2 separate regions of the Homo sapiens genome follow, and region 1 is linked to region 2. Evidence: chromatin loops called from intact Hi-C (ENCODE). Cell type or tissue: endothelial cell of umbilical vein. All regions are shown on one strand. Each heading gives the region's core, and the rest is flanking DNA. Links, peaks and the distances in the headings are about the cores only.

Region 1 (10,441 bases), core at 1,794-9,793, 320 kb after region 2:
GGATATATACCCAGAAGTGGGATTGCTTGATCATATGGTAGTTCTATTTTTAATTTTTTGAGGAACCTCCATACTGTTTTCCATAATAGTTGTACCAATTGGTATTTCCACCAACAGTATACAAGGTTCCCTTTTCTTCATGCCCTTGTCAACACTTGTTATCTTTTTTCTTTTTGATAATAGCCATCCTAAGAGATGTGAGGTGATATCTCATTGTGGTTTTAATTAGAATTCTCTGGTGATTAGTGATTTTGAGCACTTCTTTATATATCTGTTGGCAATCTGTGTGTCATCTTTGGAAAAATGCCTATTTAGGTCTTTTGCCCATTTTTTAATTGGGTTACTTATTTTTTTGCTATGGAGTTTGTTGTACATTTTGATATTAACCCTTTATCAGATATATAGTTTGCATATGTTTTCTCCCATTTCACAGGTTGCATTTTCATTGTGTTGATTATTTCATTTGCTGTTCAGTAGCTTTTCAGTTTGATATAGTCCCATATGTTTATTTTTGCTTTTGTCGCTAGTGCTTTTGTTGACATATCCAAAACAGTCAGAAAACAATTAACAAAATGGCAACAGTATGCCCTTACTTATTAATAATTACTCTAAATATAAATGGATTACATTTGCTAATCAAAAGACACAGAGAGGCCGAATGGATTAATAAACAAGATCCAATAATATGCTAACTACAAGAGATTCATTTTAGTCTCAAGGGCACACAGACTGAAAGTGTAGGGGTGGAAAGAGATACTCCATGCAAACGGAAACCAAAAGAGAGCAGGGGTAGCTATATTTATATTAAACAAACTAGACTTTTAGTCAAAATCTGTCACAAGAGGTCAGGTGCTGTGGCTCATGCCTTGAATGCTAGCACTTTGGGAGGCTTAGGTGAGCGGTTCACTCGAGCACATGAGTTCAAGACCAGCCTGAGCAACATGGCAAAACTCCATCTCTACAAAAAATACAAAAATTAGCCAGGCATGTTGGTGTGTGCCTGTAGTCCCAGCTACTTGAGAGGCTGAGGTGGGAGGATGGCTTAAGCCCAGGAGGCAGAGGTTGCAGTGAACCAAGATTATGCCACTGCACTCCAGCCTTGGCAACAGAGCCAGACGTTATCTTGAAAAAAACAAATAAATAAAAAATAAACAAAATCTGTCACAAAAGACAAAGAAGATCACAATATGATGATAAGAGGTCAATTCATCAGGAGGGTATAACAATTGTAAATACATATGCACCTAACATTGGAGCACCTAAATATGTAAAGCAAATATTAACAGAACTAGAAAGAGAAACAGACAGCAATGCAATAATAATAAGGGACTTCAATCACCCACATTCAACAATGGATAGATCATCTAGAGAGAAGATTAGTAATGAAATAGCAGATGTGAATAAAACTATAGACAAATCAACCTACCAAACATAGACAGAACAATCCATTCAACAGAAGCAAACACACATTCTTCTCAGGAGCACACAGTACCTACTCCAGGGTAGATCACACGTTGGGCCACAAAACCAGTCTTAAATCTAAGAAGATTGAAATCATATCAAGTATCTTTTCTGATCGAAATGTTACAAAACTAAAAATTGACAATAGGAAGAATTTTAGAAAATTCACAAATACATAAAATTAAACAATACACTCCTGAACAACCAATGGATCAAAGAAGAAAACAAAAGAAACTCAAAAAGTGTCTTGAAACAAATGAAAATTGAACACAACATACCAAAACTTATGGGATGGGGCAAAAGCGGTGCTAAGAGGAAAGTCTGTGGTGATAAATGCCTACATTAAGGAAAAAGACAGACACCAAGTAAATAACCTAACTTCACACCTCAAGGAACTGGAAAAACAAACTAAGCTCAAGTCAGCAGAAGGTAGGAAATAAATATTAGAGCGGAAATAAATGAAATAGTCCGGGTGCGGTGGCTCATACCTGTAATCTCAGCACTTTGCGAGGCCGAGACAGGCGTATCACCTGAGGTCAGGAATTCAAGACCAGCATGGCCAACATGGCGAAACCCCATCTCTACTATAAATACAAAAATTAGCCAGGAGTGGTGGCATGCACCTGTAGTCCCAGCTACTTGGGAGGCTGAGGCATGAGAATTGCTTGAACCCAGGAGGCGGAGGTTGCAGTGAGCCGAGATCATACCACTGCACTTCCACCCTGGGTGATGGAGTGAGACTCCTACAAAAAAAAAAAAAAAGAAAAAGAAAGAAATAAAATAGAGATTAGAAAGACAATACAAATTATCAACGAACTAAGAGTTGGTTTTTTAAAAAGATGGAAAAAAATTTGGCAAATCTTTAGCTAGACTAACCAAGAAAAAAAAATACTGAAATAAATGTAATTATCAGTGAAAGACAAGGCATTATAACTGAAACCACAAAAATACAAAGGATCATAGGAGACTACTATGAACAATTATACACCAAAAAATTAGATAACTTAGAAGAAATGAACAAATTCCTAAAAATATGCAGTCTACCAAGACTGAATCATAAAGAAATGGAAAATCTGAACTGACCAATAATGAGTAAGGAGACTGAATCAGAAAATCTCCCAACAAGGAAAAGCCTAGGACCAGATGGTTTCATGGTGGCAATCTATCAAATTCTTAAATAATTCATGCCAATCCTTCTCACATTCTTCCAAAAAAACTGAGGAAGAGGGAACACTTTCTCATTTTTTTGAAAGAGAATAGCTTGAGTGCCTTTAAGCAGTCACAGGAGCATCCACAGATGTTTAAGTTAGATGAATGTGTGCACACATGCTTACTCTGTGTCAGGTATCACTTAGGTGAACGTTGATGGGTACAGTGATTTTGACCATTATACGGTTTTTCATTTTTTTGTTATATAACATTTATAATTATAATGAGTCATTCAAGAGAGAAATACTAAGGAACATGATGGGGAAATATATCAAAATACTGCAACATATAAAAATGATTTAATTCTACAAGGTTTTTTGAAGAAAGAGACCAAAACTCAGTCTGACTTGGATAACTTGATGATCACAGCTCTGGGAGTGATGAGCAGAGACGGTGACAATGCCCAATGGAGAGCGGAATCTTATCTATCCAAAGCACGGTGGAGACCAGCAGTAAGAGTTTCCAGTTCCCTGGAACTGGGATTGGCAAAACAAAGTGGGACAGGAGTCTCTAGCCACAGAGTTTCTTGTTTTCCTTGGGGCCCTCAGCAGTGGTGGGGTTAGTTGGAATAGGGAAGAGCTGGTGAAATCTTGGAAACCTAGTGGAGGTGGACTAAGCAATCTGGAGTCCTGCTGGAATATGCTTAGCAATTTCCCACCTAATTGTGTTGCTGAAGTACCCACAGGGTTGGCGTCAGGAAAGAATAGGGCATGAGTCTTTGATGCCATTTTGCCTTCTTAGAGGTCTCATGACTGTCTTTCCAGGGTATCAAAAATAGGAGGTTTCAGTGTCCAAATGCCCCATCCAGTGAAGGCTGTTCTTGGACAGCATTCTCCATATGTCTCCAGAAGAAAGGGAGACAAAGCAGTAAATTTTAGTGTTATTGGCTAGACGCTAATTTCCAGTGTATCTGTGGAGAATTAAATTGGACTTGGGAATCATAATTCCTTCCTCTCTCTGAAAAGTAAAGAAAGACTTTCTCTTTTGGCTGATGAGCCAACAGATCCTTTTTCATATTTTAAATCTCAGTTCTAGGATCTTTGATTGTGTGAAGAAAAAAAAAATAGAACAGAACTACTGCCTATGGTAGTATCTAACACTGACAATGCAGAGGAGAGGCTAAGAAACAAGATATAAAAGAAAAGCAGACTATCAGGATTTGTGCTCTGAACATCAAGTAGGAAATGCTATTACTGCAGACACTGATTAGCATTTGTTAAGTGCCTATCATGTGCCAGGCAGAACGCACAGTACTGAGAACTTTCTTTGTTGAATTATCAGACATTAGCTCTTTGTCCAAACCTCTGTGGAGTGAAGAACCTACAATTGTCCTATTCTTTTCCATTTCTGTGTTTTATTTCTCCATCGGAAAGATGTGTCTGAAAAGGTAGTCCTCTATTTCAGAGTTCCTCAAACTCAAGGTCAGAACCAAAACGTTTTGAAATTGATTAAATAAGTCTCAAACATCCATTTGTTTTAAAAAAAATGAAGTGGAATAAAAAAGAAAGTATCAGAAAGCAGGTAGTAAAGTAGTTCCATGAAATTCTTGTTTTGATTTTATAGCTGTGTGTGTGTACTGGGTCTCTGTGGAAATGTATTTCTTTCTCTGGGTAAAGGTTAAAAAGTTTGAAGAGCACTGACAGAACGATTTCACTGCACTGAAATGTACAATGGTTTACATCCAGTGGAAATATGGGGAGTGAATTATGTGTGATAACATCTCCTTAGAAAAACGGGTCATGCTCTGTTTCTTTAGGAATATTGCCAAACATGCTTACAGAACAAATAGATGGTAAAAGATAAGTGGACTGAGAGATTTCTGATCAGATTGAGTTTTCCTGAAAAACCACTTCCCTGAAGATTGCATATCATGTGCCACTTGTTGAAGCTCAGAGCAAACTGTTCAAGCATACAGCTTTCCTTTGCTAATTATACCTATTCTCATGTCATTTATTGCATTCACTAGTTATAAGTCATTTTCTTCTTCTCTCAAAAGAACCCCTTGCTATATTTCTTAAGTCCATATGCAATCACCTAAAAACACACTTTATAAATCTCTGGAGTGAGGAATATAGTGGGAACAGATGATACATTTGTGCTTGAATTATTTAAAGCAGCACAGATCATGAGTGCCTAAAATGAGAATTCAATTGGTAGTTTAATACCAAAATCCCAAGAAAGGTATAACGTAAACAATGATACATTCTTTGTATTTTGTGTGTGGTATTTTAAAAATGAATGCTGACTAGGTTGTTTGTGTAAATCCTTTGCCAACACAAAAAGCAACAGAATCTTGCAGAGCATGCAAAACAATTTCTTAAGTCTTTTAGCATGTGTGTTTTGATTTTGAGGAAGGAAAGAAATAGGATTTTTGCAACTTCGAAACAAATCTTCAAGATCTTATATACTCTGGGAGCTCCAAAGTGCTGAAGTAAGCCTGCCGTCAATACACTGGATTGAAAATCTTGCACTGCCATCATCTCAGAGAAACAGACAGGAAACTTGAGGTCTGAGAACTGAATTGTGCCAGATATTTGACAGTCTTTTCTTCTCTTCTTCCCCCAATTTTTTATTTTCAAAAATATCAAACCTACACAAAAGTTGAAAGAATAGCACATACAGGTATTCTAGCACACACATCTATAGAGGTGCCTTCTATTTCAGTTAACCAATTGTTAACATTTTGTCACATTTGCTTTCATATATATATGTATATATGTGTGCATGTATATAGATATATTAATAGATATATGTGTCTATGTGTGTATATATATGGGGGGGTATGTGTGTGTCAGTTGCAGATATCATGACAATTTTCCCCTAAATACTTCAGCAACTATCTCCTAAGAATAAAGGTAATCTTCCACATCACCATAATATTTAACATTGATTTAGTAATGTCTTCTCATGCAGAGCCTAATCTAAATTTCCCTATTGTTTCAGCACCTGGTATTCTTGGTCCTGGGCCAAGACTGCATTCCTCAGCTCTTCCAATTCCTAGACTGAACAATTCCCTTAAATCTGCAATATATCTTCCTTACCCTATGCAGGGGACTGTTTCCTAGCCAAGCCTGTACATTAATATTCTGCCCCCTAACCCCCCACAAGCACTGAGGGATGGAAGGAACATGACTGACATAACAGAGAGAGGCGATTGCCAGTCTGGAAGTCCTCCTGGGGAAAGCAATGTTCTTCCTTTAACCCTGAGCAGATGAGCCAGGAATCTTCAAGCTGTAGGACATTGGTTCCAAACTTGCTCCTACATAAAAGGTCTGCTGTGCTGGAGGGACATTTGCACTTAATGCCAAGGCCACCTCCACTCTACCTACCGTGGCATGCAAGGCCCTTCATGAGCTGGCTTCTGTTTATCTCTCCAACCTTATCCCCTCCTTAAAACCTACTCTCCAGCCTCCCTTAACAAATGAAGTTCTCTTTGACCTCTAGGCTGTCGCTCATGTTTCTTCTGCCCAGATGACGATTTCTACCCTTTCACTCCCAGGATTCCCCATGATGCATTCTCTGAGCACCTCTGGCCTCCGAAGCCTAAGCTGCTTCTCCCCTGGCTCCCATCACTCATCCCTTCTCCTTTCTACGCTGCCACAATCTATTGTAATTGCCCGTTTATTTGTCTGTAGCCCAGACGGTAGAAACCATGTGGGTAGAGCTATGTCTCCTCAGTCCCTGGCACAGCACCAGCCCATAGTAAGTGTTCAAGCAGTATTTATCAAATGGACATCTACATGTTGCATGAACTCCTGTTGTTGAGGAATTGGGCCCCTCGTAGTTTATGCATTCCTTGACACCCTGTTTCATGTGAGGTGCTCAGTGGCTATGTACTACATGGTGGAATATCCACCCTCCAGGAGTTATGCTCTCAATAGGGAGGCAAGTCTAAAATGCACAAAGGGCCAAATAGCAGTACAAAAAACTGGGTAAGAGATGGCCAACACACCTGCATCCACAGGTCTGACTATGCATTGGAATCATCCAAGGGGACTTGCTGAAAATACAAATTCCTGGTCTCCCTAAGAGGTTTTCATCAAGAAGGTCCAGGGATCTCTTGATGTAAGTGACTCAGGGAATTCCGATGCACGTGGACCAAGGACTAAACTTTAGGAACCATTGGCAATTAGGGGAAAGCTTCATCAGATGGAGTGGTCATAGGGCCCTTCCACCAGACCCTTCAGTGCCTCTGTATGAATGAGAAAAAGGCACCCCGTTGGAAGGATACCACCCATGGGCACATGGCCTGGTGTGTGGAGGCCAGGTGTGCTCTACTTGCCGTCCTCCTCAGGACGCCCTTGTAGAGGGCATGATGCTTTGATATTAATCATGGCTTTGTCCTGGATGCCCCTGAAACAGTATCTAAGCACTTTTTTCACATCCCTTCAAAGTCCTCCGTAGCTGCACATAAGGAGATAAACAATAGTCATTATAATGTATGTTATACATATAATATTCCACATTGGCTGGTCAAGTGAATCCCAATAAACATAGAAACCACACAAAACAAATGACTTAAACACTATTATTTGCCTTACGCCTCCCACTTCAAGGCAGCCAAACCCCGGGTGTGGCCCCACAGCTGAGGGAGGTTATTTCAGATGTGAGATCCTCCAGTGAGCTTTGTGAACAGCATATGTTTGCAGCACTTGAAAAGGAATGTCTGACTGTACTGATACGGACTCCTACAAAACCCGAAGAGTCAAACACTGGGTCACAGGGTAACCAACTAGCCATTTTCCAAACAGATGAATCCTGGTGGTGCAAATCTCCCTAAGTAATCCCTAGAGGTTCAAGCTCATCAACATTTATTGGGTACTATAATATACAAGGCACTCTGCTCAGTTCCAGTGGTGGGAGTGTGAAGATGAAGAAGGCATGATGCCTGCCCTCAAGGAGACAAAAATATAGTAAACAGAAACTCCATCTAAGTAAGATGATGTTGTAACACCTCTAAAAATGGTTCAGACACAGTGCTATTGGTGAACGGAAAAATGAAGATTTTATTCCACATAGAAGGACTGGCAAAGGCTTAATGGAGCAGGTGGAATGTTCCCAGAGTGTTGAAAACTAGATAGGGTTTTGACAAATAGATAGCACTGGAAAAAGATATTAAGGCTGCTGGAATCTTGGCTGTCAAACTAATTAGCTGTGTGACTATAGGAAAGTCACTTAACCTCTCTGAGTTTTAATTCTCTTATGACTAAAATTAGGAAAATGATGACACAAGGTGCTATCGTCTGAATGTTTCTGTCCCCTGATAAATTTGTATGTTGAAATCCCAATCCCCAAGGTGATAATATTAGGAGGTGGAGCTTTTGGGGAGGTGATGAGTCACTGGGGCAGAGCCCTCATGAATGGGATTAATGCCCTTACAACAGAGGCCCAAGGAAGCTTCCTTGCCCCTTTCATCATGACACAGTCAGGAGGTGCTGTACTATGAACCAGAAAGCAGGTCCTCACCAGACACCAAATCTACTGGCACCTTGATCTTGGACTTCTAGTCTCTGGAACTGCAAGAAATAAATTTCTGTTTATAAGCCACCTAGTTTATGGTATTTGTTATAATAGACCGAACATACTAAGACACAAGGTTGCTCTGAGTAAAAAATGAAATGACATGCATGAGAGCACTTACCGCAGTGTCCAGCACCTAACAGGTGCACCCAGTCATCTGTTCTGCTGTTCCTATGTAAGAGGAGGAAATAGGGTGAGCAGGCTGAAGACTTTGTGGGGAGAATGGGAAGAGGTCTCATTGGAGCAGAAGGTAGGGTGAATGAAGAATATGGCTGGAAAACTGATCTGGGGCCAAGTGGGAGTGGCCCAGTGCATGAGAAGCCCTTGGAGGATGTGCTGAAGGGCCTGTCCTTGATTTGTCACATAATAGTGGACACAGCTATCTGAATCCAATCAGAATACTATTAATTGTTCCTCAAATCCAGTCATAATGCAATCTGAATACTCTATAACTAAATATTAATTTGTAAAGTTTACCTCCCACAAAATTAATCTCCAGCAAAGACTAATCACAACTGTTATTTTAAGAGCAGCAACTTAATACAACTAACTATTAAATAGGTATTAAAGAACTAAAAATAACTAAGGTATCAGAAAGGAAGCAGCTTCAGGGAGAAGCTTTGTTCCCTAGAGCTTAGGAAACTAATAGAAGAATATGGACTTATTAAAACTTGGAAGTATGGAGCAGTATGGCAGTTTCTCAAAAAATATATAATAGAATTACCTAGTATGTAGCAGTTCCACTGCTAGATATATATTCCAAAGAACTGTAAGCAGAGACTCAGAGATATTTGTACACACATTGTATTCTCACACTGCTATGAAGAACTGCCTGAGACTGGGTAATTTATGAAGAAAAGAGGTTTAATTGACTCACAGTTCCGCATGGCTGGGGAGGCCTCAGGAAACTTGCAATCATGGCAGAAGGCAAAACGGAACCAAGACAGGTCTTCACATGGTGGTAGGAGAGAGAGAGAGAAGGGGGAAGTGCCATACTTTTAAACTATTTTGTGTTTTAAAATTTTTTGATTTTGTGAGAACACTATGATGAGAACAGCAAGGGGGAAATCCACACCCATGATCCAATCACCTCCCACCAGGCCCCTCTCCTGACAAGCGAAAATTTCAATTCAACATGAGATTTGGGTGGGGACACAGAGCCAAACTATGTCACCCATGTTCATAGAGGCACTATTTGCAAGAGCCAAAAGATGGAAGTAACCCAAGTGTCCATCAATGAATGCATGGATAAACGTTTTAATTACCTACAATGAAATATTGTTCAACTCCAAAAAGAGAGTAAATTCTGACACATGCTATAAGGTGGATGAAGCTTGAGGATATTATGCTAAATGAAATAAGCCAGGGACAAATAGACAAATATTGTATGACTCAACTTATGTGAGGTACTTAGAGTAGTCAAAATCATAGAAACAGAAAACAGAAATGGTGGTTGCCAGGGGCCTGTGGGAGTGATATGGTTTGGCTCTGTGTCCCCACCCAAATCTCATTTCTAACTGTAATCCCCACGTGTGGAGGAGGGACCTGGTGGGAGGTGATTGGATTATGAAGGCAGTCTCCCCCATGCTGTTCTTGTGATAGTGAGTGAGTTATCACAAGATCTGATGGTTTTATAAGTGGCAGTTTCCCCTGCTCTTTTCTCGCCTGCTGCCATGTAAGACGTGCCTCCTTCCTCCTCCACCACGATTGTAAGTTTCCTGAAGCCTCCTCCGCCATGCAGAACTGTAGGTAAATTAAACCTCTTTTCTTTATAAATTACCCAGTCTCAAGCAGTTCTTTACAGCAGTGCAAAAATGGATTAATATGGGGGGGAAGAGGAAATGGGGAGTCATTACTTGATGGGTATAGAGTTTCAGTTTTGCAAGATGAAATGAGTTCTGGGTATTGGCTGCACAATAATGTGGGTGTACTTAACACCACTGAACTGCACACTAAAAATGGTGAAGGTGGTAAGTTTCATGTTACATGTTTACCAATATTTAAACAAAGCGAAAACACTTATAAGTTTGGAAGAAGAACTTTGCAGAGCTAAAGCTCAGACCTTGGAGTGTTAGTGTCTCTGAGCTCAGAGGAAAGGCCCTGTGGGGCTGAGACCTGGACCTCTGGATATGGTGGGGATGGACTGGCTGCTACTGGTGTCTTGAAGGAGGCACGATGATCAGGCTACCCCTATAAGTGTTGGAAAAACTGCCAACTGGAACCAAGTGCTGGTACTGGGACTAAACTAATT
Region 2 (11,196 bases), core at 1,407-9,406:
GAGACACAGAAGCAGACGGGAAGGATCCAGTTGAGCATGAGAGGTTGAGTGTCCCAGGGATAAAGGGCATAGTGGTCCTGCAGGGGTCCTCAGAGGGAAGAGAGGACTGGGCCAGGCTTGGTGGCTCATGCCTGTAATCCCAGCACTTTGGGAGGCCGAGGTGAGCAGATCACCTGTAGTCAAAAGTTTGAGGCCAGCCTGACCAACATGGCAAAACCTCGTCTTTACTAAAAGTACAAAAATCAGCCGGGCATGGTGGCAGGCATCTGTAATCCCAGCTACTCAGGAGGCTTAGGCAGGATAATTGCTTGAACCCAGAGGCAGAGGTTGCAGCGAGCTGAGATCATGCCACTGCACTCAAGCCTGGGCGACAAGAGCAAGACTCTGTCTCATAAAAAAAAAAAAAAAAAAAAAAAAAAAAAAAAAAAAAAAAAAAAAAAAAAAGAGGGCTCTCACTGGGGAGAGATAAAGCTCCTCTACCATAATCGAAGGGCAGGCAGGAAAGTGAACCTGGCCGCACAGGTCCAGGTGGGCAGTCCCTGAAGGGAGGTGAGGCTGGACCTGTGCTGACCTCTTTGCACCCAGCAGCACATTATATCCTGAAAGTGTGTACCCTCCTAGCTCCACTTCCCAGGTGAACAGGAGCTTCAAAAGTTAAGTAATTTTCAGAGGCTGGGAAGGGGGACTGAAGAGAGGTTGGTGATATACTCTGGTTCTGTGTCCCCACCCAAATCTCATCTTGAGTTGTAATCCAAATTATAATCCCCATGTGTTGGGGGAGGGACCTCATGGGAGGTCACTGAATCATGGAGATGATTACCCTCATGCTATTCTCGTGATAGTGAGTGAGTTCTCATGAGATCCAATAGTTTTATAAGGGGCTTTTCCCCAGTTTTGCTCGGCACTCCTCCTTCCTGCTGCCATGTGAAGGACATGTTTGCTTGTTTGCTTCCCCTTCTGCCATGATTGTAAATTCCTGAGGCCTCCCTAGCCCTGTGGAACAGTGAGTCAATCAAATCTCTTCCCTTTGTAAACTACTCAGTCTCGGGCAGCTCTGTATAGCAGCATGAGAACAGACTAATACAGTTGGTCAATGGGTACAAACATACAGTTAGATAGAAGGAATAAGTTCTAGTGTTCGATGGCACAGTAGGGTGACTATAATTATCAATAATGTATTGTATATTTCAAAATAGCTAGTAGAAAAGATTAGAAATGTTCCTAGCACATCATTTCACCCATGATGAAGTTCAAGTTCCTTCTTCTCATGAAGTCGCAGCTTTTTTCTGGCACTAGATAAGCTCAAAGGTTCCTTCTGGCCCTTACATCCTCATACCCTCTGACCTTGAGTCTGACTTTGGACAGGACAGTAGAAGGTCTGCTCCCAGGAGGAGAGGATGCACGTGGGACAATGACTCAGAGGAGAGCCAGACAGCCCCTACACCAAGTGGGTGGGAGAGCCTTCCTGGGCTGTCTTCTGTTTCCCACCACCTCAGGGATACCAGGGATTCTATGGGGAAGGGGAGAGGATGTAGGCAGGGGACAAAGGACAGAATGAGGGTGAAGGAGGTGAGAAAGCAAAGCAACTATCTTCTTAAGGCAAAAAGAAGTCCCTTTAACACACAAAACAGCTGAGGGATGTGGCTGGGACTTACTAGTTTTCATCTCCTTTCCCTCCCAACAAAACTGGACCGTGGGATGCCTTCCCTCCTGGCAGTGCCAGAAGCTGGAATCTCTCCACGTGGTTTTCTGCTGAGGGTTGACCATAGACCAGAAGTAAATGCTCAACCTTTGAAGAACATTCCCTTTTATGTTCGTTTCTGGCATTTCACAGTTTCCTAGCACTCTCAGGTTCACTATTGTGTTGAATCCCTCAAAATGCTCTGAAACAGAGAGGCCAAAATTATCACCTCCATTTTACAGTCTTTATAGGATGTCTACTTTATCTTTATTTCATCTTACCATTTAACTTTGTGTCCTTTTTCTTACAGTACAGAAATTGGAATTGAAAAGAGGAGAGGTTCCATTTGTCTATCACATGCTACCTCCTGCTGCTGGGAGATAACGTGCATCAGTATTGGGAGGAGGGGTCGAGGGTGGTGCTGTGCCAACTCAAGGGAATGGAAGAAGGGAAATTCAAAATTCATTTGTTGAAGTCCTAAGACCCAGTCCCTAAGAATGTGACCTTATTTGGAAAGAGTCTTTTCATAGGTAATCAAGTTAAAGTGAGGTCAGTAGGGTGGGCCCTAACCCAATCTGACTGGTGTCCTTATAAAAAGGAGAAATTTGGATACAGAGCTATACATAGAGGGAAGATGATGTGAGGAGACACAAGGAGAAAATGGCCATCTACAAGCCAAGGAGATCCTTCCTTCACTGCCCTCAGAAGGAACCAGCCCTATCAACACCTTGATTTCATACTTCTAGCCTCCAGAGCTAGAAGATAATACAGTTCTGTTGTTTAAGTCACCTAGTGTGAGGTATTTTGTTACAGCAGCCCTAGCAAACTAATACACTCCTCAAAATCGCCTCTGAGATGGAAAATAAGCCAGCTCTCTAAGGCTCTTGCCAAGACAACATAAGACATTAAAATCAGGCTTATATGTTTCAGGTGGAAGGAACCATGTGCGATGAGAGATGAAAGTACCTGCAGGTAGCTTGAGAGGGAGGGAAAGTTTGTATATGAAAGATGAAATTACTGAGGAGTTTGACCTTTACCCAGAGTACAGTGAGAAGGCACTGAAGGTTCCCGGAGCTGAGGAGGGACGACAGGCAGTAAATCTCAGAGCAATGGGCCGGGGAAGCAGGAGAAGGAGAGAACCAGATAAGCTGCAGAATCGAAGGGTGATGCAAAATTCCAATGTAGACGGAGAGGCAACGCAAGTGAATATAAGGCAAAATGATGAGAAGACAGCTCCCAAAGCACTTCCCTGATTTCTCTTTTCTCTTAATTTACTAAATGAGCATCATCAGAGATGTCATTCATTTCAACATTTGTTGAGCATCTACTATGAGCCAGAGAGTATTCTGGTGTTGAGAAGACAACAGTGAATAAAACAGATCAAAGCCTTAGCCCTCAAAGAGCTGATATTCTATTAGGGAGAGATACATGAAGAATAAAAAACAATAAGCGCATTATCTACTACAAAAGAAGGTTAAGTAGTATGGAGTAAAAAGAGCAGAATAAGGAGGATGGTGCAGCTGTAAACAGGGGATCAGGACAGCTCTCACTGAGAGAGTGGATGTAAGCCAAAGCTTGGAGATGAGGGAGAGATGCCTGCAGCCCACTTGGTGAGCATGATCTTCATTCTCTCTTTAATGCACTAATGGATCATGTTGTGGCCATGACTTCATTCCTTCAGTAAATGGTTCATTAATCAAAAGGGAATGAAGCATAGTGATCCCGACCATTAAAAAAAAAAACAGGGACCGGGTGCGGTGGCTCACACCTGTAATCCCAGCACCTTGGGAGGCCAAGGTGGGCGGATCACGAGGTCAAGAGATCAAGACCATCCTAGCCAATATGGTGAAACCCCGTCTCTACTAAAACCACAAAAATTAGCTGGGCGTGGTGGTGCACACCTGTGGTCCCAGCTACTTGGGAGGCTGAGGCAGGAGAATGGCTTGAACCTGGGAGGCAGAGGTTGCAGTGAGCCAAGATCACACCATAGCACTCCAGCCCAGGCAACAGTGCGAGACTCTGTCTAAAAAAAAAAAAAAAGGAAGAAAGAAAGAAAAAAGAAAAACAAACAAAGCAGCAGAGGCAGAGCTTTGCTTGTTCACTCTGCCTCATCTAGCATTATTTGAGTACTCAGTAAATATGTGTTGAAGCAATTAATTCATCCAAAACCAGTAACTTAGTTTATGAGAACAAAGACACCCCCATAACTTCCCACTTCCCTGAAAGTACCAAACTTGATACAATTTATCAAGGAAGCAAGATTGAAAGATTTATTGAGAGTAAACATACCACTGAAAATATGACCAGAACACCATTTCATTTTTGCACTTTCCCTCCCAGCCCTTGTCTGTATGCATAAGTTAGGTATGATTTAGTGTATTGTAATCACAAACATATGATTTGAGGCTTCAGTGTTTTCCACTTATCATCATGTTGTAAGCATTTTTCTTTGGCATTTCATAGCCTTTTATAAGTACCATTGATAATACACACATGGGGTCAAATTCTCACGGACCGCCATATAAACCAATGTTGTTGGTAAGATCTGTGAATTCCTGAAAACAACGCCTCACGTGGGCTCCATAGCTCAGTGGTTAGAGCACTGGTCTTGTAAACCAGGGGTCGCGAGTTCGATCCTCGCTGGGGCCTCCTGTTGGCTTACTTTTATTTTAATCCATAGCATTTAAATACAGAATAGAGTCCAAAATGGAAAACGTGATTTCCGAAAATGTTACTCCTAGCAGAGCTAAACATTAGTTCTCCTGAAATACAAATGATGACCATCCTTAACGTGCTTTAGAAGTGACCCAGAAGACAAAATCCTAGTCCCCCAACAAAAAGCAGGCAAGGGCAGGAGGAGGGGGAAACTGGCCCGGCAGCCCCAGTATTACCTGGACCTGCAGGCCGGAGTACTGGAATTGGAGGCTCCATGGGCTCGTATTCAACGTCCTGCACACAGGCACCATCCCCTCAATTAAAACCAGCTGGAGGCGGCGGCCTTGGCCGTCAACTCGGCTGCTGGCTAACAGGACAGGCCGAAGCGGCGCTGCGCCTGCAGTTACGGCGCGTGGCCGGCGGGCGGCGCTGTGGCACCGCTCCCCATCGCCTCACCGGAGGCTAGCGGCTGCGCTTCTCCACGCCCCGCCGGGGCCGAGAGCGCCGCCAGCGTGGCCCGAATGCTAGCCGTTTCTGTGGCTGACACGTGGCAGCCCAGGCCCCATAGCCCGGCCTGGCTCCAATGTCCTGCCCCTTCCGAGGCTACTCCCCAAAATAGTCCCGGGTTGCTTGGGAAGCCAGTGTTTGCAGCCTTTCTGACTCTCCGTGTTTTCTCTGAATTCCTCAATGGCGCGTGACTACAGAGTCACCAGAGGAAAGTGCCAAGAGCCTTTTTTCTGAACACATGAATTTTTCCAACCCAGGATTTCTTTTCCCAGATCTGAGGGCCAGAGCTTGATAAAGGACTGTGTGTGAGGTCGCCACAAGCCGCGTGTGGCCGCTGGGTGCTTGAAATGTGGCTAGACCAAATGGCCATGTCCTGAAAGAGTAAAATACACATGAGATTTAAAAGACTTGAAACCGAAACAGGATGTAAGCCATCTCACTAGTAATTTTTGAATTGATTCCATGTTGAAATAATATTTTGGATATATTGGATTATATAAAATATAGTATAATTAAAATAATTATAAAAATAATTGTATAATTACAATTAACTATTTTTTTAATGTGCCTATTAGAAAATTTTAGGTTACATTTGTGGCCCCCATCTGCAGCTTTCATTTATCTTTCTGTTAGATGGTGCAGGTTAGGGACCCAGAGTCCTCTGACCTTGTGTTTAAGTTAATTCTTAATCTGGCTCCCACTAAGTAAACTGTAATAGCCAGAGAAAGTCTCTTTCATCTCTGGGTCTCCCCGGAGTCAGTACTGTGCCTGACAAGCAGTAAGCACAACCTTCGTTGAAATGAAATTAAATATCTCCCCAACAAGCTCTACAAAGCAAGGGAATGTATTTCCTTTTTTTTTCTTTTTCTTTGTTGTTGTTATTGTTTTTTGTTTGTTTTTTTGTTTTTTTTTGAAAGGGAGTCTCCCTCTGTCGCCCAGGGTTGAGTGCAGTGGCGTGATTTCAGCTCACTGCAACCTCCACCTCCCAGGTTCAAGCAATTCTCTTGCCTCAGCCTCCCAAATAGCTGGGATTACAGGTGCCTGCCACCATGCCCAGCTAATTTTTTGCATTTTTAGTAGACAGGATTTTGCCATGTTGGCCGGGCTGGTCTCGAATGCCTGGCTTTAAGTGATCCACCTGCCACGGCCTCCCAAAGTGCAGAGATTACAGGTGTGAACCACTACAGGGAATGTGTTTCTTAAACTGAGTTCGCTTTTGGCAACTGTAAGACTGTTTTGGCTTGCAGTATTTTAGATCTAGGAAAACACACTCAACACCCTCATATTTTGTTAATTATTTTGTCCCTCTGTGGTCAGGATATCTACTGGAGCAATGCTGTGAAGGTGAAGTGTTCACAGTGCCTTGAGGACATAGGACCCACTGATGCAAGACAAATACCCATATTATCGCAAAAGTATTAGCCCTTTACTAACACACCGAATGCCTTTTAGCAAAGCCATTTCGGATCCTTGAATACCTTAGTACCAGGACTACTTACTCTGAGTTACTTGGTCATCAAGTAACAAAGTAGTAAGAAAGAGAGGTTTTTGAAGCGCTCTAATCCCATCTCCCTCCAGTCATTGCTAGTCGTCATCATTCCTCTCCCTTCCCCTGACATTGGCTGATCTCTAGAAAGAGCAAGTACCTGCATGTGTGTATTTTTCAACTTTCCAAACTTTTCAACACCTTAGGCTGTAAGGAAAAGGAATACATTTTGGCTTTTCTATGTCCTAGAGATTGTTTTCTAACAGTCCTAGACCCTTCCAGGAAGACTCACCAGCACCATCAGGCATCCTTCCAGAAAATAAAGCCACTTGCTAGAGAAAAACACTCTGCCTCTCCCCGACCTTTCCAACATTTGAGAGGTCCCATTCAGTTTCCCGTTCTAGACCCACGCACTACCCACCAATGCAAAACCAGTGCTTCAAATGCCTTGAATTTGGTGCGTGTGGTCCTTTAAGTTGATACATGAATTTTGAGCACTTTCCCCCAGCTCAAACACTTCCAGTCCAGACTGTATTTTTGCCACATGTATTTGAAGAAAGACCGTATGAGTAAAGAAAGCAGAATGGCTCAAACATTTAGTCCAGAGGTTAGATCCAATCTCCTCAAACTGGCCTGGGGTTTTCAGCTCTTTCAACAAAACAACCCTGGGTTAATCCCCTCCACCTTTAAGTTGCTGTCTTCATCGGAGGAGAAGCTAAAAGTGTGAAATATCAAGTTGGTTAGACTCTGAAGTTCATTTCGATTCTAGAGAGTATTCATAAGCACTACAAAGGTAGGCAAGGAAAAATAAAACTATGAAAAAGGCGAAGGAAGAAGACTTAAAGATGATCCAAAAAAATGATCTGCAGAACACGATGACTGGTGTTTAGCATCTTCCATAAAGACAGAACAAGATAAAAAGAATCAGAGGTTTGATGGATTCTTGTTAGGTAAGGTTACCTAAAGTAAAAACATGGAACCTGCTTCTAAGTCTTTAAAAAAAAATCTATCCAGAGTATGCCCAATTATAACTCGGCCCCCAGGCCTGCGTTCAGTGAGGCCTCCCGTGGCGTCAGCATGTTCGTGTGGAGGAATGTGGAAGGTCACTCTGTGGCCGTGTTCCCCTGGTACTCCATCCCCTTCCTGACCCCTCCCTGCAGCCACATGAGGCCCAGCAACCTGCCAGTCACTCAGTGGCCTCCAACCAGAGAAAACAACCTGCCAAGTTGGCAGCTGTTGCTCATAAGCGTCCACCAGGTGGGACAGGGAGTGTTGACCCTGGGCGGCCCCCTGGAGCCACCTGCCCTGAAAGCCCAGGGCCCGCAACCCCACACACTTTGGGGGTGGTGGAACCTGGTAAAAGCTCACCTCCCACCACAGAGGAGGAGCCCTGGGCCCCTCAGGGGAGTCCCTGCTGGACAGTGACACAGAGAATGACCATGATGATGCTTTCCTCTCCATCATGTCTCCTGACACCCAGTTGCCTCTACCACTCAGATGATGTCAGGCCCAGTCCCTCAGTGCCTGCGCAAGGAACAGGACTCATCTTCTGAGAAGGATGGACGCAGCCCCAACAAATGGGACAAGGACCACATCCGGTGGCCCATGAGTGCCGGTCATGATCTTCAGCAAGCGGCACCAGGCCCTGGCAGGGCGCACCAGGGTCACCCCAACCACTATAACCGGACCATCAGCCAGATGCTGAGCGAGCGGTGGTACACCCTGGGGCCCAATGAGACGCAGAAATACCACGACCTGGCCTTCCAGGTGAAGGTGGCCCACTTGCAACAAGGACCGAAAGAAGTCCAGCTCAGAGGCCAAGCCCACAAGCCAGGGGCTAGCAGGAGTGTAACAAGGGCTCGTGGGAGCGGAGCATATCAGAGACAGGCACTGCCACTGCCCCTGGGGTGTCCTCTGAACTCCTGTCAGTTGCAGCCCAAACACTCCAGAGCTCGGATACCAAGGAGCAGCTTCTGTGGGGCAGAACGGCTGCACACAGTCAGGAAACCTGGCTCAGCCTGGCCCAAGCCTTCTCCCACAGCGGGGTACACAGCCTGGACGGCAGGGAAATAGACCGTCAGGCACTACGGGAACTGACACAGGTGGTGTCTGGCACTGCATCATACTCTGGCCCAAAGCCTTCTACTCAGCATGGAGCTCCAGGCCACTTTGCAGCCCCTGGTGAGGGAGGTGACCCGTGGGCAGCCCTGCTGCTGCCCACCTGAGCTGCTCATTCCCAGCACATGGCCAGTGAGGACATAGCGAGTGACGAGGAGCACACGGTCATCCATGAGGAGGAGGGGGTGATGATGTCATTGCTGATGATGGCTTTAGCACCACTGACACCGATCTCAAGTTCAAGGAGTGGGTGACCGACTGAGAGTGGGGACAACTCTGGGGAGGAGCCAGAGGGCAACAAGGGCTTTGGTGGGAAGGTATTTGCACCTGTCATTCCTTCCTCCTTTACTCCTGCCGCCCCTTGCTGGATCCTGAGCCCCCAGGGTCCCCCGATCCACCTGCAGCTTTTGGCAAAGTCTATGGTCCCACCCTGTCCTCCTCCTACACATACTCGGATGCTTCCTCCTCAACCTTGGCACCCACCTCCTTCTTACTGGGCCCAGGAGCCTTCAAAGCCCAGGAGTCTGGTCAAGGCAGCAGAGCGGGCCCCCTATGACCCCTACCCCTGGGGATGGGGGCCCAGGGACGCCTTCCAAGGTGACCTGTTTCCTCCCAATGGATCCTGCCACCTTCTGGTGCAAGAGACCAGAAAGTGTGGGCGACCTGGAGCTACCAGGCTCCTCAGTCATCAGGGTCCCTCCCAACACTAAGGCTTTCCTAGGCAGGAGCTGGGCTGAGCCACCCGGGGGGGCAGAGCCTGAAGAGAAACTGACTGGGCTTTCAGGGTCAGGGCAGAGGGAACCCCACGGACATGGATTCCCCCACACTGGAGGACCCCACCACGCCCAGATGCAAGATGAGAAGATGCTCCAGCTGCAGTCCAAAGCCCAACACCCCCAAGTGTGCCATGTGTGATGGGGACAGCTTCCCCTTTGCCTGTACAGGTGGAGAAGCCGAGGACAGGCTCAGGGAACCGGAGACCGAGAAGGCGCTGTCCTCTTCACTGCACGCGCCCTGGACCAGTGCCGGCCCTGATCATGCAGCTCTTCCAGGCCCACTGCTTCTTCCTGTCCACTAGGCCACAGTTGCCCTCCAGGCCCACTATGCACACATCTTCCCCTCCAAGGTTTGTTCTGCCCCTGCCCTGACTCCCAGCCCTGTGGGGGTCCTGACCGGACCTCACCTGGCTCAGACTCTTGACGCTGCCCTGGCTGCCCCACCACTGCCTCTGCCCGAGAGTCACGTGAGGCTGAGAGTAGGGGCGGGGCAGCAGTGGTGCCAGTTGGGGGGCGGTCCAGTGGGAGGAGCCTCAGCCTCACGGGCTGCTCCGTGGGACTGATGACTGCATGATCTTCTGGGCACCTCACGGATCTTCAACTGCAGGTGAAACGGATGCTGGTGGTGGGTGCAGGGCCGCTGGGGGCCGCTGCATGGTTCCCAGAGGCTGGACTGGGGCAGGTGCCAACTGAAGCTGCTGGGGCAGCATGGGCAGGATGTTCTGCACACAAACGTTGGAGAAGAAGATGTGTGCATAGCGGGTCCACTGCTGCTGCCCCTGCCCTGACTCCCAGCCCTGCCTGACCCCACCTCACCCTGCTCAGGCTCTGGCGCAACCCTGGCTGCCCTGCCACTGCTCTGCCCCAGAGTTGGGGCCTTGACAGCCTGGTTGGAAGGGGACACCCCAGCCCTGCCTCAACACCTGGGGGTCTCCATAACTACCACAGGCAGGTGGGCGACCCCAAAGAAGATCCCAGGACTCACAGTATCCCCTGAGAACATGGACAGTATGTGGGGGTAGCAATGGAGGGCAGGATGGTTATCTTCTCCCAGGTAAAGCCATTTAATCCTTTCAGTTTGGGATGGAATAAGGCCTGCCTCTTTTTTTTTTTTTTTTTTTTTTTGAGACCGAGTCTTCCTCTGTCGCCCAGGCTGGAATGCAGTGGTGCAATCTTGGCTCACTGCAACCTCTTCCCGCCGGGTTCCCGCCATTCTCCTGCCTCAGCCTTCCAGGTAGCTAGGATTACAGGTGCACGCTACCACGTCCGGCTAATTTTTGTATTTTTAGTACAGACGGGGCTTCATCATCTTGGCCAGGCTGATTTCGATCTCCTGACATCGTGATCCGCCTGCCTCCACCTCCCAAAGTGCTGGGATTACAGGCGTGAGCCACCACGCCTGGCCAAGGCCTGCTCCTCTTATCTATACCCCCTACCCCTGCAGCTGTGCCAGGGGAAAGCTGGGCAGTTTCCCTCCTCCGAGCCCCTGTACATACCATGAATTGTGGGACCTTCAGAGCTTTTCACTTTTCGGAAAATAGCTCCTGCTGGGGCTACAAGATGGAGTGTGAAGAGGGCCTTGGGCCACAGGGAAGCGCCTGTGGACTAGGGGTAGTTCATGCACCCCTTCTTTCCCCAGAGGGGCTGGACTCAGGTGAGTATGGGGGTGGGGGCTCCTGCACTTCGACACAGGCAGCGGGAGGGTTTTCTCCCCATTCCCTCTGCACTCCCAACTTGAGCTATACTTTTTAAGAAAGTGATTCACCCTGCCTTTGCCCCCTTCCCCAGAGCAGAACACGTTGATCATGGGCGATATTTTTCATTGTGCCAAAAAGTTGCCATGACCGTCATTAAACCTGTTTAACACCAAATAACAAGGAAAATAAAATAAAAAATTCGGGCATGGTGCAGAAACTCACTCCAAATAAATTACCGACCAAAATATTTATATAATGGTGGAAATATTCCAAAAT

Evidence for each region. Peaks named below come from ENCODE experiments on the same cell type or tissue, not always from the same donor. Only the 100,000 strongest peaks of a DNase experiment are listed, where the experiment ranks them.
Region 1: it touches region 2 in a loop (6-fold over the local background); 5 of 110 quality-filtered maps call a loop at or near these places.

The regions. Positions count from the first base shown.
Region 1 is chr1:222,780,653-222,791,093 of GRCh38, forward strand. No RefSeq gene overlaps it. Among named protein-coding and RNA genes, the nearest start is that of DISP1, 29 kb to the right of the region's middle. In endothelial cell of umbilical vein, for the core only: no CTCF peak of the experiment used is centred there; a DNase peak (open chromatin) is centred at 5,649; H3K27me3 peaks cover 334 bases.
Region 2 is chr1:222,460,748-222,471,943 of GRCh38, forward strand. TRT-TGT2-1 (tRNA-Thr (anticodon TGT) 2-1) reads left to right here and starts at 4,258; the gene lies at 4,258-4,330. It also overlaps the pseudogene CICP13 and the pseudogene LOC728417. RefSeq lists a silencer at 4,669-4,878 and an enhancer at 9,304-9,805. In endothelial cell of umbilical vein, for the core only: a CTCF peak has its summit at 4,754 (motif pointing right); DNase peaks (open chromatin) are centred at 4,344 and 4,874; H3K4me3 peaks cover 794 bases; H3K27ac peaks cover 458 bases; H3K27me3 peaks cover 572 bases.